Regions from separate parts of the Homo sapiens genome. Here region 2 is linked to region 1. A link is a contact called in ENCODE Hi-C or POLR2A ChIA-PET data. All regions are on one chromosome and are shown on one strand. Each heading gives the region's core, a stretch centred on a gene start or an enhancer-like site at or near the end of the contact. The rest is flanking DNA. Distances are from core to core; before and after follow the strand shown.

Region 1 (2,886 bases), core at 104-2,603:
ATAATAACATAAATAATGTCTTAGTATAGGAATTCTTTTTATGGTACAGTAGTCCATCATTGTACAGATGAGAAAACTGAGGCCCAGAGAGCTTGCGTAATTTGTCTAAGATCATCTATCTGGATAGACACATGTCAAGTTTAAGTTGGTGGCATAATATATAAGTGATGGTAAATACCAGGCTAGCATTTAGAGCTTGATACTGTATGTAGTATAGTATACTGTGGAATATAGTATTCTGTGAGGAATTGGTGAGGTGCCTGGGTGCTACCTCATCCTTGAATTCCTTTCCCCAGAATTTACCTGAAGGGCTCATGGAAGTCACCTGAAAGGATGTTGTCATGTGGGTGTGTGTATTAGTCTGTTCTCATGCTGCTAATAAAGACATACCTGAGACTGGGTAATTTATAAAGGAAAGAGGTTTAGTGAACTCACAGTTCCACATGGCCTCACAATCACGGCGGAAGGCAAAGGAGAAGCAAAGGCACATCTTACATGGCGGCAGGCAAGAGAGCTTGTGCAGGGGAACTCCCGTTTATAAAACCGTCAGATCTTGTGAGACTTATTCATTACCATCAGAATAGATGGGGGAACCACACCCATGATTCAGTTATCTCCACCTGGCCTCGCCCTTGACACCTGGGGATTATTACAATTCAAGGTGAGATTTGGATGGGGACACAGCCAAACCATATCAGTGTGCCTAGAGCGCTTTACAGCCCTGCAACACGTTAAGTGCTGTTTTGATCATTCTAGTTAGTCGTGTCCTGCCTGGAAGAAGCAGGCCAGGAAGTAGTCAGGACCTGATCTGGAACCCTGTAATATGCTGGGAACGTGAACAGTTCCCACTGGAATCATCCAGTGTTCTCAAGAACTCAGATCTGGGTCCTGGAGCCACAAAGCACTGACTGAGAGCTCCTCTCCTTTCTTCCCTAAGTATTTAGAACCAGTGCTTTCCTTTCCTTGCTAAAGCACATGGCTGAAGCCCAGGTTTCTAAGCCCAGTTGGTGTTGGAAAGACTGTCCTATTAGCTCTGTGAGTGGTGCCACTGAGAAGTATATGTTAAGGAGGGATGTTTGCAAGGAGGTTTTATTTGTCAGGTATCAGGAGAAATAAAAGCTAAGAGGGACAATGGAAAAAGATTTTGAGATACAAAAAGAAAAGAGAGAAACTATTTGATTGAACAAAGCTAATTATGGGCTAAGAGAAAGCCAGTCTTAGATGTAATGACCTCTTAGGGCCAGGACGGCTGATGGCCCACAAGAGGCTAATTCTGACAAACCCAGGGAGCACAGGCTGCCTTGCTCACGTGGCCTCTGGGCTCCTGCCCAGATTGTCCAATAGAATGCGATTGGGCTACTAGCTGCCTTTCTGGCCTTGCTCCCAGTCCGATCCCTGCAAAGCTCCACAAATGTTTACAGCACCAGTAATTGGCAAATTATACTCAGCGGGATTCTGTAAACATCCCTTCAAAGCACATAAGAGCAGATTGCTTTCTGCTTGCCCAGCAACTTTCTCTGAAGGAGTTTAAGAAACTTTCAGAACAATGTAGTATATTAATCACTGTCACATCAGCGGGGGATATTGTCTTCATTTGCAAGATCAGGAAATCAAGGAGCTGATGCCACAAATTGTTTTAAATCAACTGTACAGAAAATAAAAGACTCAGTGCCTGAATCAATCAGGATAGGCTAGGTTATGCTGCAATGACAAACAACCCCCAATGTCTCTGTGACTTAAACAGTGAAACAATGATGTGTATTTCTCACTCTCACTACATGCCCATCCATCAACTCTCACTCTCATTGACAGAGCAGCCACCTTCTGGGCTGTTGCCAGTCACCATGACAGCAGAAAAAATGTGTGTGGCTTTAAAAGCAGCTAAGAGTCAGGAGTTGTAACCTCAACATCTTCTGGGATCTATTTTCTCCCTCTTCACGGCCTTTACTTCTCCATTTGTAAATTGCAAGTAATAAATGTAGGCTTTTCTTCCTGGAAATTGATACATATGGTCTATAATAACTGTTGTGTAAAGTAATGGGACTGACCTTTTAAATTTTTTAACAAAAGATATAAATCCAGATAGGTACAATTGTTGAAAAAGTTTATTTGAAAAGATGAAGTTTGTTCCAGCCAGGCAGCTACTGCTCAGAGCCTTTTCCTTGACTTCAGTTTATGAGTCACCAAGAAAACTTGTTTTCTTATTGTAGTGTGACAGGCTAAATCAGAGAGACATATCACCATGGTAAGGCAAAAACTCAGTCTCCAGAAGGCTTCCATGGTGGTATCCATTACTCTGGTGAATTCTTCAGTGTGTTAAGCCATCTCTTTATTCTGCAGGCTCAGAAACCTGATTTTTCATTCTCAGGGGAAGACTCACATTAACCAGGTTGAAAGTACTGATGTATAAATCCATAATGTCAGTGCACTGGTTTCAAGTGAGTCATGTAGCCCTCACTCAGCCAGGGCCCTTGAGGCACGATCCTTAGGCTCTCACCCTGGAAGCAGGGTCAACAGAGGTAGAGTGGCAGAGGGATTACACATGTGGGCTTTGAAACTATCAGACCTCCTTTCCCCCTTTTTCCTTTTTTTTTAATTGTGTCAAAATACATGTAACATCAAACACCATTTTAACCATTTTCGTATGTGCAATTCAGTGGCATCAAATGCATACACAATGTCATGTAACAATCACTAATATTTCCAACACTTTTTCATCATCCAGTACAGAAATGCTGTAACCATTAAGCAATAACCCCCCATCTGCCACCACCTCAGCCCGTGACAACCTCTATTCTGTTGTCTCTATGAATTTGCCTGTTTAATTACCTCATCTAAGTGCAATCATACAATATTTGTCTTTTTGTGTCTGGCTTCTTTCACTTA
Region 2 (2,963 bases), core at 78-2,577, 36 kb before region 1:
CAGTCTTGGAACCTTCTGGAGGACGCTATAGCCAGATATGGGGGGCGGAGCATGTTTTATGGTCAGCCGAACTCCCTAAGTCTCGTTGTCATATCCTTGCTCCTTGAAAATTATTTTCTTCATTTATTCTCTGACCCGAATGTATATTTGGGGGAGTATGTTGAGAGCAGAGAAAGGGAAGTGTGCTTTAGCCATAGTGAGAATGATTTAAGTAAGAATTTCCGGACAGTGAGAGTTGCTAGATGGGGTACAGGAAGCCGTTAGTAGGAAAGATTCTGGACTCTTTCTCTTGACCTTCATAAAAATAGAGTGGATTTTCACTAGAATGGAATGGCTGAGGTGTGGCCCTTCCTTATTTGGTTCTCTTGAGGCTTGTGAGACTGTAGATATCCTGTCTCACAGGGAGCCTGCCCAGTGCCAGAAAAACCGACCTGACCTTCTACTGCTAGACAGGCTTCGTTTCAGTGCTTCTCCCCATCACTTTAGATGAATGGTTGGCCGAATTTCTTCCCCATCCCCACTTTTTGGGTTTTTTTTTTTTTTTTTTTTTTTTGAGAGAGTCTTGCTCTATCGCCCAGGCTAGAGTGCAGTGGTGCAATCTTGGCTCACTGCAACCTCCACTTCCTGGGTTCAAACGATCTCCTGTCTCAGCCTCCCGAGTAGCTGGGACTACAGGCCTGCATCACCATGCCCAGCTACTTTTGTATTTTTAGTAGAGACAGGGTTGCGCCGTGTTGACGAGGCTGGTCTGGAATTCCTGACCTCAGGTGACCCACCCACAACAGCCTCCCACAAAGTGCTGGGATTACAGGTGTGAACCACCACACCTGGCCCCCACTTTTTTTTCAGGCAGGGTCTCGCTCTATCAACCAGCTGTGGTGCAGTGGTGCGATTACAGCTCACTGCAACCTCAACCTTCTGGGCTCAAGTGATCCTCCCATCTCAGCCTCTCCAGTAGCTGGGGCTAACAGATGTGCATTGCTAATTTTTTAAATTTTTAGAGAGACAGGGTCTCCCTCTGCTGCCCAGGCTGGTCTCCAACTCCAGATCCCAAGTGATTCTCCTGCCTTGGTCCTTTCCTTCTCAAAGTGTTAAGATGGCAGGCGTGAGCCACTGCCAACACGCCCGGCCCTTCTTCCCTTTGATGATAAGAGCTTTACACATAGGAGTGCTCTCCATCCCCTCAATTCTGCCACAGTGAACCTCGCACCTTGCTTTCTCCAGGGAGCTGCCGCATGATGTGAGTCTCCTTTCCAAGTTCCAAGCTGCCCTAGGATTTCCACATCTCTCCCCTCTGACCCAGTCCCTTAGTGGCCATTGGCAAGACATTTACAACTGTCCACTGTGTGCAAATAGAGGAACAAAGCGTCCCTATGATTCCAAGAAGTGGAGCAAACTGTGACTAGTCTGTGTTTTCTAAGGGAATTAAAGATAACAGTTAGATTATTGCCATGTCTTACCCAGGGCTCATAATCCTGAGATTATGAGGAGACATAATCTCCTCATAACCAAGACAGAAGCATTTGGAAAGATCTAAGCTGCACCTCGTGGTACAGTAGCCACCAGCCACATGTGGCCATTGAGCAAAATGTGGCCAGTGCAAATGGAGATGTATGCAAGTATAAATCACACGCCAGCTGTGTGCAAGCATAAATCACACGCCAGCTGTGAGCAAGTATAAATCACACACCAGCTTGTGAAGACTTCCTATGAAACTTAAGTAAAATGTCTTGTAAATAATTTTTGCCTTGGTGAGTCCGTGTTAAAATGATAATATTTTGGATATATTAAGATAAAATAAATATACAATAAATTTCACCTTTAAACTTTTTAAATATGGCTAAAAAAATTAAAATCTTGGTCCAGGTGTGGTGGCTCATGCCTGTAATCCCAGCACTTTGGGAGGCTGAGGTGGGCAGATCATGAGGTCAGGAGATCAAGACCATCCTGGCCAACATGCTGAAACCCTGTCTCTACCAGGCATGGTGGCGTGCGCCTGTAGTCCCAGCTACTCGGGAGGCTGAGGCAAGGGAATCACTTGAACCTGGGAGGTGGAAGTTGCAGTGAGTCGAGGTCACGCCACTGCACTCCAGCCCAGCAACAGAGCAAGACTCCATCTCAAAAAAAAAAAAATTAAAATCTTATATTGGGCTAACTTTTGTGGCTCACGTTGTATTTCTTTTGGATGGCTATTTCTAGAGCAGTAGGCCCAAACCTTTTGGCACCAGGGACTGGTTTCATGAAAGACAATTTTTCCACAGATGGGGTGTGGGAGGTATGGTTTCAGGATGATTCAAGCATATTACATTTATTGTGCACTTTATTTCCATGATTACTACATTGTAACATATAATGAAATAATTCTACAGCTCACCATAATGTCAAATCAGTGGGAGCCCTGAGCTTGTTTTCCTGCAACTAGATGGTCCCACATGTGAGTGATGGGCATCAGGCATTAGAATCTTTTTTTTTTTTTTAATTTTTGAGACAGAGTCTTGCTTTGTCACCAGGCTGGAGTGAAGTGGTGCAATCTCAGCTCACTGTAACCTTCGCCTCCTGAGTTCAAGCGATTCTCCTGCCTCAGCCTCCTGAGTGGCTGGGATTACAGGCAGGCGCCACCACACCCAACTAATTTTTGTATTTTTAGTAGAGACAGGGTTTCACCATGTTGGCCAGGACAGTCTCAATCTCCTGACCTCATGATCCACCCGCCTCGGCCTCCCAAAATGCTGGGATTACAGGTGTGAGCCACCACGCCTGGCCTAGATTCTTATAAGGAGTGTGCAAACTAGATCCCTCACGTGTATAGTTCACCGTAGGGTTTGGACTCCTGCGAGAATCTAATGCTGCTGCTGATCTGACAGGAGGTGGGGCTCAGGCAGTAATGCAAGCAATGGGGAGAGGCTATAAGTATAGGTGAAGCTTCTCTCGCTGCTCATCTCCTGCTGTGCAGCCCCATTCCT

What was found. A loop is a pair of places that touch in the nucleus more often than their neighbours do. ChIA-PET counts read pairs that join two places held with the same protein, here RNA polymerase II (POLR2A).
Region 2: a map of Caco-2 shows a loop between it and region 1 (5-fold over the local background). The contact joins two enhancer-like sites. A Hi-C loop is called at or near these places in 2 of 168 maps with a recorded cell type or tissue (Caco-2 and endothelial cell of hepatic sinusoid). POLR2A ChIA-PET finds 5 or more read pairs at or near these places in 6 of 52 experiments (BJ, GM12878, PC-3 and 3 more).

Annotation. Positions count from the first base shown.
Region 1 is chr10:13,815,283-13,818,168 of GRCh38, reverse strand. The region is part of intron 3 of FRMD4A (FERM domain containing 4A); the gene reads left to right. Among named protein-coding and RNA genes, the nearest start is that of FRMD4A-AS2, 170 kb to the left of the region's middle. Within about 2 kb of position 1,353, at least 9 of the 41 ENCODE cell types and tissues checked have a DNase peak (open chromatin) inside an H3K27ac peak, as active enhancers do.
Region 2 is chr10:13,851,420-13,854,382 of GRCh38, reverse strand. All of the region lies in intron 3 of FRMD4A (FERM domain containing 4A), which reads left to right. Among named protein-coding and RNA genes, the nearest start is that of FRMD4A-AS2, 140 kb to the left of the region's middle. Within about 2 kb of position 1,327, at least 5 of the 41 ENCODE cell types and tissues checked have a DNase peak (open chromatin) inside an H3K27ac peak, as active enhancers do.